Regions from separate parts of the Homo sapiens genome. Here region 2 is linked to region 1. A link is a contact called in ENCODE Hi-C or POLR2A ChIA-PET data. All regions are on one chromosome and are shown on one strand. The core of a region is the stretch at or near the end of the contact, and the rest is flanking DNA. Distances in the headings are between cores, read along the strand shown.

Region 1 (4,889 bases), core at 1,723-4,222:
GGGCTGGTGCAAGGGAGGAGCCTTGAAGCTTTAGCTTCATTAGCTTCCCTGAACATTCACTTTTGAAGGGCTACTCATTCTATTTAGTACTCTGCAATTGGACTTGTGATGAGCTCTAGAATCAGATAGGCTCGTGGTATTAACTATACAGTACCACTTTGCATAGTATTATATGTGTCCTTGAATCTAATTCAGTGTCATTGGCTGAACCATGTCCATTAGCCTTGGACATGGTTAGTGCCTGAGCAGAAGAAGAGAATGAGAGAGGAAAAGGAAGAAAAGATGGGAGAATGACCAGAAAAAGGTCAAGGAAGAGATTTATGTGGTATGAAGCCATCAAGCCAGTAAGTAACAGAAGCTCCATTTGTCAGAATCATCTAGCATTGCACTGGCGTCAGTCAGCAAATGTTGATGTCTGCCGCAGATCTCCTTAGCCATATGAGTTTACTGCATGGTGCAGTAGCAGTTTCTAGTTTGCCAACAGCATCCTCTATCAAACCCCTATCTTTCTTACCCTCTGCCTGAGGGCTTTCTCCAGTATGAGGAAGCACACCCTCCTGCAGGCAGTGTGTATGGGCAACACTTACCACAGGGACGGGAGTTGGTAGATAAATGCTGCAGCCCATGTGGCCTCTAGTGGAATGTTTCTCAGGTGAGTTCCATATGATTTATCAGAGGACTTGAGCTACAGTTGCTCACAGAGGTGATCCACTCATTTACTCACGAATTCATTGGCATCTCTTTCTGGCTCACTTTCCCCACTCACTCAAGTTTGCTTCCCAAGAGAACCTCTCAACCTACCAGAACTCAGTTTTTATGTCCGAATCTGCATCTGGGGCAACACAAACCAAGACACCTTGTTTAAGCCATTTGCAAGTAATTTACCACTTAAATAAACATAATGTAAATATTAAAATACAAAAACATAAAATGGGGTTTTTAAAGGAAATAAACAATTTGGAGATACTCAACTCAACAAAATCATTTGTGTTATATGCATCTGTTTAAATATCATGCTGAGATTTTGCAGAAACTACTTTAGTTTCTATGGGAAGATAAAAAAGAACCGAATTATTGCATTCAGGTCTTTAAAATTCTCTTGCATTTATATTCCAACTCTGGCTTATTAAAGGGGTCTGTGCTCCGTTAACATACACATGCGCTTACTATATAAACAGCTTAACTAGACATCTGCATTGACTGCATATAAGAGGCAGTTAACTTTTTGCCTTGTTTCTGTTCAACGATCTTGATATTTTAGTCTGCTGGCCAGATGAAACAAGATTGGTTTTTGGGTACCAGATGTGTCACAATTTGGGTTTGAATTTTGCAGGTGCTCCCCCCAGCTGGGAAGATGGAAGTTTGCCATCTTTTAGAGATGATGATTTGGGATAGAAGTAAAACTGTGTTAAAAATAATTCAACATATTAATAGAGGGCCTTGTCCCTTGTGGGCTTCTTATGCATAACATATGAGCAGACCAGCAGCTGTTCTATATTTTAAAAGGAGCGTTAGAAAGTTAGAAGCATACATAACTATTCAAAACACAAGCAACCGCTTGAAGTCATGGAAACAAGACTCAACAATAAACTTTTATTTGTGAAGCTTCCCCAAAAATAATAATCCCACTGGGCTGTGTTCAGGTGGCCTTAGGGTACTGAACAATCTTTCCATTTCCATCATTTGAATTCACTAAAGCATCTCCCTTGTAAATGAAGAGTGGTAGAAATTAGTACATGTACTAGATATGGGGATTGGTTTCTAGCTGATTTCTACTCTTCAATACTTATATTTTTAAATTATAATTTAAAAAATACCTATGTATTTTTGCCATTTTCACATGTGCAAGAACCTAAAGCCCCATTGAGGACTGAGTTCTTAATAGTGTCATATCTTGTCTTACTCTCAGCCTCTAAAACAGAAGCTGTTAGGTGATGATGTTCCTTGTACATATTTGCACCTTCGAAATTCACCTAATGAATGTTAACCAGTGTCAAGGAACGGCAATGTTCTTTACCCTTGGCTTTATAATAATCCTTACAGCAGGAAGGACGCTGTATGCTTTTTTGTCCAGCTCCTGGACCAGGGGAGTGTTAGACTCATTCTATCTTCACCACTGTGTTAGGTCGCCCTTGCATTGCTATAAATAAATACCTGAACTGGGTAATTTATAAAGAAAAGAGGATTAATTGGTTCACGATTCTGCAGGCTATACGGGTAATGTGATACCACCGTCTGCTTCTGGTGAAGACCTCCGGAAGCTTACAATCATGGTGGAAAGCGAAGCAGGGAAGTAGGTATATCACATGGCCAGAACAGGAGCAAGGGAAATGAGGAGGAGCCAGACTTCTTTAAATAACCAGCTCTCATGTGAATGTGTTCCTGCAGGGAGGGCACCAAGCCAGTCATGAGGGACCCACCCCATGACCCAAACACTTTCCACCAGGCCCCACCTCCAACATTGGAGGTCACATTGCAACATGAGATTTGGAGGGGAGAAACATCCAAACCGTATCAATCACTATTGCTCTCAAAGCTCCCCATTATTGGTAGAGATCCATCTGGATCTCTACTAATGGCCTCTTTTCTTCTGGAAACTGCTGTCCTCTCAAGTATAGTGAGGTCTACATGACTGGTGTTTGCATTTCAGTTTCCAGAATTCAGGAGTATTTTGGGTAACACAATTACTTCTGCCTGTCTGGAGTTAAAGAGAACAATAAACTACAGTTCAAGAAGGTTATAAGAATCAGGTTGGTGGTATCTATGTTATTTCAATCCGATTGCATGTGAAAGCAGCGATGAAAAAGTCATGCAGCCAGAAAGGCTGGCCCATGATGTGGAATGGACACTGTTCAAGAAGGGGTTTAAAAGGAAAGAGATTGCTTGTTGGTGTTGAAATTTGGAGTATGGCCAATGAAAAGAGCCCTAATCTAAGTCATAAGAACTGCATTCTAGGCATAGCACTCTTGCTCAACAAACTGCGATGTTGTGCAAGTCTTAAAAATAAGAGATTTTTTACAGGATGGTATCTAAGTTCTAGAATCCTATTATTATTAAAAATAAGGGTATGAAATAGGAGATATTTTATATTTGGAGGAGATGGAGATTGCCAGTTGTTAAAGAAACTACTTAAGAGGGAAATTTGGCAGCTGAAGTTAAATTATTCTCTTTTAGAGAGCTTAACAACCAAGAGGTCTTTCCTAACCACTGTAAAAAAATAACTGTGTCCAGTCAGAGAGCATGGAAGTCTCAGAGCCCAGGCCACAGGTATTACAACAGTGAAGTGTTGGAAACATCTACGTCAGTCCTCATTACTGAGGCTCACTGAGTAAAAACATAGGCATTTCCCTGAAAGCATGTTTGGAAGTGTGGGAACTCATGACTGGCCATTTTTTCCACTGGTGAGATAAGGTATAATGACTTCCAGTTTAACATGAGTAATCAGATTGCAATTAGTTTCAGTGGAAAGGAACAAAAACATGCATAAGAGTGAATACTAAAAGTAATTGTTGTTTGAATTGCAATTTAAAAAACATAGTTAAATTGGATTATTTCTTACGTGCTCAGCGTTAATAATGAGACCATAAAGTGAAGATATGTTTTTTTTTGGTGGGCACTATTCATTTTTTTCTTCCACCAATGATAATGCTTTCTAATAGTCGCTGCGTACAAAGAAGACTCAGATGCTTTCAAAGATTTGGCAAATAGAGCTAACTCTTCTTTCAATGGCGCATTCCTGGGAGATATATAGATATATAGATATAGATAATTTTCTTTCCTGAGACAGGGTCTTGCTCTGTTGCCCAGGCTGGAGCGCAGTGGTGTACTCACAGCTCACTGTAACCTCTACCTCCTGAGTTCAAGTAATCCACCCACCTCAGCCTCCCAAGTAGCTAGGACTACAGGAACATGCCACCACACCTCAGTAATATTTGTATGTTTTTGTAGAGATGGGGTTTCGCTATGTTGTCCATGCTGGTCTTGAACTCCTGGCTCAAGTGATCCACCTGCATTGGCTTCCCAAAGGGATAGGATTACAGGTGGGAGCCACCACACCTGGTTTTCAAAGCTGGAGGAAAACCTTGTTTCAATATCCCACTTTTATAGATTAAACCAAGGTACTGAGAAGCTAAGTGACTTCCCCAAGATCTCTTGGCTGGTTATTTTAGAATCAAGACTAAATAGACTCTTGGTTCTTCTATACCATCACACTATTAGACATTGGAAGGAATTACTTTAGAATTTTCTCAATAAATGCTGAGAAAATTATGATAATAAATGACTGTGACAATAAATTATTTCCATAATTTTCATCTATGGGAGCAGGCTTAAATCAGTGATTTTCATGGAGGGAAGGAAAGAATCGTGTGTAGTTTGAAAACAGCAGAATTTTGTCCTACTGCTTTGATTTGTTTTTAGACATGATATTTATTTTCAATTTCAAATTAAGAGAGCATGAGATATTTACGTTTATTGAGGATGATTGCACCTATAAAGGAACTCATGTATTAGCTTCTCAAAGCTTTTTCCAGGTTTTTGCTTCCATGAATTAAAACAATTTTTTTAAACTTGCTATTCTTTTTAGTCAAAGGCCAAACTAAAAATGGGTGAATTTAGGCTGTGAAACTAGTGGATGAATAGTCTAGGAAACAGTTTCTTTTTGACACCCAAGATTGAAAAACAATAATCACAGGTATAAACAGCTTATCAGCTGATGTTCATTAACTGATGAATAAACAAAGTGCGATAGATCTATACAATGGAATATTATTCAGTTGGAAAAAGAAATGAAGTACTGACACATGCTATAACATGGCTAAACCTTGAAAACATGCTGAGTGAAAGAAGCCAGACACAAAAGGCCACATATTATTGTATGATCTTATTTA
Region 2 (5,049 bases), core at 2,412-4,911, 130 kb after region 1:
CCATCCGTGTTAGACCTGCAAGAGAAAGTGTATGAGCAGAGGCACGTGGCTGCCTCAGGTGGAAGCACATCTTCATACATCGAGTGCACCAGCAGAAGCCCTGATGTACCCCTCTGCATTTTTCTTGAGGCGACATTATCAAGCTACTCCTCTTGCTGAATTCACAGATTTCTGGCATATGCTATATTGCATGTAATGTCATAAAAGTATAATCTTTGCATTTAGAAAGGATTTACTCTAATCCATATATAGTAAGAAACAGCCAAGTAGGAGTACAGGTGAATGTAAAACCAATCACTAAAAATGATTTTTTAAACAAGCTTTATAGAGAACTTGGAAACATCAAAGCCAAACACTCTAAAATTTGTCCTCAGACAAGAAAACCAGCAATTACGTTGAAAAAGTAATGACCGTATACTCACCAAATGGCCAGATGTGTCAATAGCGGTGGCTATTACCTTTCATAGATGGTGGTATGTCCTCCCCTCTTGCCCACATCACTGTCATGGCTAAGTGAGACTGAGCCATGATCTAAGCCCCTCAGTCCACTGGGTGGGGCTAATCAATGGTAAGAATAATGATTAAGAACGGAAGGAAGAGGAAACGCCCTCAGAGTTTCCCCACCATCTGCCGTGGATGGCATCTCAACTTGAGTGAGTGTAAGAAGCACATAGGAAACTTGTTACAAATGTAGATCCCCAGGACCTACCTCTATATTTTGATTCAGTAGGTCTGGTTTTGGTGGCTGCGATTTGCACTTCGGTGGAGATTTTCCACTGCCTTTCTCCAGCTTCACTTCATACTAGACCATTTCTTCCTCTACATTGTAGACTCCAGCTCTAACAAGTTCTGAGAATCCAATGAGCTGTGTTTGCCCATACTTGGAATTATTTCTTCTTTCTCTCTCCCTCCTCTCTCTCTCTTTCACACACACACACACACACACACACACACACACCCCCTTGTGTGACAGTCACACATTGAAAACTATCACACACTGCCTTCTCTCCCCAGTCTCCCTTTTTTGGCACCTGTAATACACAATGGTGTTTTCTCACTCACATGCTTTCTCCTTCATTGACTGCAAACTTCCAAGTGTTGGCACTGTGCTTATTCATCTCTATATCCTCAACTATACTATTCTCAGTTTAGCATCTGATGTTTAATAAGTGCTCAAAAAAATTTTGTCAAACTAAATCAAATGTTTGTTGAAGCAAAGAATTATGGATTTCAGCTCATAACTTGTCCTTTAATAATTGAGACTTGACACAATTAAGAGAGTGGTAATTTACAGAGTTAGAAAAGTGGCTTTTCGTTTTAAAAGTCAGGTAAATATAAAGTTACAAAACAATTGAGAAAGAACAATTGAATATAATCTTGTGCCTCATATGGACTCCTAAGTACAAAGCTACTTTTGTAAAATAAGAATGTCTCATCATTAGGATTTAACTTTTTAAATATTGTTCTAAGTTTATTTTCTGGAGTCAAATTGCTCAGGATTAAAAATAAGCAGATTTTATCTTAATCAAAAAACAAGGGCTTCTCAGAGCAACATGAATGACGTTCAGTTTTTTCTTTTCTCTTAATCTTATATTTGATTTTCCTTTCTCTCTAGAAAGTTTAATAGTGAAAAGTTACCATAGAGAAGTGACAGGAGTATGTAGTTCTTCTTCCCTCTGCTAGAAAACATTAAGAAAAGATCATAAATGGGAACATCATATGCTGATGTGGAAGATGAGACAGCTTTTTATTAATCTTAAGTTGTCATGTCCACAACTGCACAGGGAGGTGGGCTCTCAATGGAAGCAAAGACATATACGTTTCTGCCTTGCCTACCTTAGTGGGTTGCTGTGATGGGCATTTAAAAAAGAAAAAGGAAGAAACTGATACAAAGTTGTTTTGGCAACAAAGCTATATTAATGTGGATAGATAGTCCACAGGCCAGATAAACTGAAATACAGTAGCAAAGTATCAAGGAGTAAGCTGTTTCTAACACTATCTATACATTCTGTTCAAGTATTCTGAGGATATTATCTAAGATGTCTCTATATGCATATTTTGGGTGCACCGCAATGTATGCATTTGTGATCTTAGTTCTGTTAGAGACTCTCTATAGATTTGTATTTGAGAGTAATAAATTTCAGTTTGGTCATTGGGTCTGTTCAGATGGTGGCAATTTTCCTATTTCCCTGAAGACTAGTGTTATTTATTCAAAGCTGTAATTATTTGGATATCTTCTGAAAACCTGGAGGACTACCCCTTCCTGCAGCTATCTTGGCTGTGGAATGGTGTGTGGGGTGTCGGGAAGCACATGAGCTTTGGAGTGAAGTGGACCTTGGTGTGACTCCTGGTTCTAATACTTAACTACCTGTGGGCTTTAAGGCAAATTGTTTTATTTCTTGGAGCCTCAGTTTCTGTGTTGGTAATACTTGTGCATGAGATTAAGAACTAAATGTGGTGTTTGTGAAAATGTCTAACTAGTACAGAATCTGATACACAGATTCTCCATAAATGCTAATTTTATTTTGTTTTAATTTTACTCCTATGTCCTTTGGTTAACTCAATTACTTTTTCTGTTAGTTTTACAAATCTTCCACCTCTAGAGTTTACAAATGTTATCCAAATCCCACTCATTTTTTATGCTTGTGTCTTTTTTGTTATTTTCCTCCTTCCTAGAATTTTTTCATATCCATTTCTGTATCTTGCTTGAATTACTGGTTTATTACCAATGTACTAGGGTAGTTAGTATATAGGTCAAGAGATGTCTCAATCTCTAAGTTGAAGGGCTTCTGAGTTTACATGATGTTATTGATTCCTCTGAACCTTATGGTATCTAGAGTTGATACAAGCTGTATTTGCAATTCAGTTTTCTCTTCTTTCTCTCCATCATCTGAGACATGTCCTCCCTCAAACTTCAGCCTTGAATTCTGAAACATCTCAGGTCTTTGGATACTCAAACTCAAGCTAGTGCTGAAGTAGTATTAATTTTGTTATATTTGAGTATCTTTTGCATCCTACTTTTTGGAAATTAACTCAAAACAAAGGTAGAAAATCTATATAAATCAACTGAAAAAGTGCTGGTAGATGAGAGGACCCATGAGAATCCACTCAATGTTACTCTCTTCTGTATCCTAATTTCCTAGCAGTTATGATAACTACCTGAAGTTTCCCTAAATGAACTTCTGCTCTTTGATTTCTGGTTGAGAGTCACTATCCAAGCAATAACTCTTTTCAAGTCTGCTTCCTTTCACCTTGTCTTTTTGTTATTTCTGGGACTGGGACTCTGTATCCTCCAAGGTTTGAAAAATAGCCAAACATTATTTATTATTTTTGCAGCCTTGTAGGCATTTGGAAAATGTTTGGCTTCAAATTGATTTCAATAAAATAGTTGGCTGGAGTTACAAATGAGCATTTTGGCTGGAATTGTGTTAAATACCAGTTTGAATTTTGGTAAAGCTGCCCTGAATACATCTATCTTTGTCAATGGATTTGTTTGTTTATTAAGTGCATACTTTCTGGATTTTTGTGGGAAAAGAAGGTCAGACAGAGGAACATGAGGATTAGAAGTGATTACGAACAGGGAAAGGGATTCATGGAGAGTGGTGTCTAGAGATAAGGCATTACGAGAAGGGAATTTGAGTCATAGTGTGCATAAGTGGGTGTCGAGTCCAAAGCCAAAGCCGGAACTGCCATTGAGCTGAGCTTCCCACTGGCATGTTTTCCACATTCTGAATGGTGGAGACATTCTTGAATAGGTAGTCACAATTAACAACAGAACATAAGTATTACTGATACAAAGGATGGTTCCCATAAAAAGGCTTTATCCTTCTCTAGTTCAAGCTTCTGCAAAGCCTTAAAAAGAAGCCAGCTCCACTTCAAGAGATATGGTGCATTCTACATCCCTGTGACCCAAGCGGATAAGTAATGTCCTCAGAGAAAGCCATTATTAGTAGGTTGGATAATGATAATAGTATGAGTAATTGGAGAGAAATAAAGTAGTTTCTGTTAGAATAGTCATTGGGGGCTGCCTATATGTAATTGGGTTGCAATCCTTAAGACTAAACTTATGCCAACTTCTCTTTCATAAAAAAAGAAAATTTTGGAGGTGCTCTTTCTGCAGACCAGAGACATAATAATAATTAACTTCAGTGACATGAGCCACTGATCTGCTCCATGGAATTGAAGTTGTAATGGCTGAATCAGCTTGGACCTACCTTCTCTGGTAGAGTACATCCACAGTAAAAGAAGGAGAAAAGTTTTTCCTGGAAATATTTAGGAGACAGTGTTTAGAATCCAGATCTCTGAAGATTCTTGCAACAGAGAAGAAATGTCAGTCTAAGTTCGTCAGAGTTTTCTTTTTTCTTTTTTTCTGGAGATGGAGTCTCGCTCTGTCACCCAGTCTGGAGTGCAGTGGCACGATCTCGGCTCACTGCAACCTCTGCCTCCCGGGTTCAAGCAATTCTCCTGCCTCAGCCTCCTGAGTAGCTGGGACTACAGGCACCCGCCACCATGCCTGGCTTATTTTTTTGTATTTTTAGTAGAGACAGGGTTTCACCGTGTTGCCCAGACTGGTTTCGAACTCCTGAGCTCAGGCAATCCACCTGCCTCAGCCTCCCAAAGTGCTAGGATTACAGGCGTGAGCCACCACGCCTGGCTGTTTGTCAGAGTTTTCTAAGAGGATACTTGGTTTGGGAAGATGGAAGTGATGCTAAAGGCAACAAACATGAAAGCATGGAAGATGATTAGATACTTGCAGCCTGTAAGCCTGTAAGTCTCCACGACAGAATGTTGGGCAAGAGTGCAAAAGGGTAGACTTACCCATTGTCAGCTTCTTGGAGGCAGGGGCCAAGTTTGAGATTTCTTCTGCAATTCTCGCAGTGCCTGACTGGAACTCAATGGCTTCTTTGAGGAGTTGAGTGCCATGCCACAATCTGGCAGGATTCACATCCTATAAGAAGGTGTTTATTCTAGAAGCAAATGCATCCCCATTGTCAATTTAACTGTCTAGTGACCCAGGAAAAAGGCATAACCCCTACAAAATCTCAGTTT

The links. A loop is a pair of places that touch in the nucleus more often than their neighbours do. ChIA-PET counts read pairs that join two places held with the same protein, here RNA polymerase II (POLR2A). Pooled maps may share reads with other maps.
Region 2: a map of endothelial cell of umbilical vein shows a loop between it and region 1 (13-fold over the local background). The contact joins two enhancer-like sites. A Hi-C loop is called at or near these places in 5 of 168 maps with a recorded cell type or tissue (IMR-90, PC-9, aorta and 2 more) and 7 of 50 pooled maps. POLR2A ChIA-PET finds 5 or more read pairs at or near these places in 1 of 52 experiments (BJ).

What each region holds. Positions count from the first base shown.
Region 1 is chr2:55,859,564-55,864,452 of GRCh38, forward strand. The region is part of intron 2 of LOC112268416 (a long non-coding RNA gene); the gene reads left to right. Among named protein-coding and RNA genes, the nearest start is that of EFEMP1, 62 kb to the right of the region's middle. Within about 2 kb of position 2,973, at least 13 of the 41 ENCODE cell types and tissues checked have a DNase peak (open chromatin) inside an H3K27ac peak, as active enhancers do; they include ascending aorta and endothelial cell of umbilical vein, where a contact is called at or near this core.
Region 2 is chr2:55,989,055-55,994,103 of GRCh38, forward strand. All of the region lies in intron 2 of MIR217HG (MIR217 host gene), which reads right to left. The region is part of intron 3 of LOC105374690 (a long non-coding RNA gene); the gene reads left to right. MIR216A (microRNA 216a) reads right to left here and starts at 5; the gene lies at 1-5. Within about 2 kb of position 3,662, at least 3 of the 41 ENCODE cell types and tissues checked have a DNase peak (open chromatin) inside an H3K27ac peak, as active enhancers do; they include ascending aorta and endothelial cell of umbilical vein, where a contact is called at or near this core.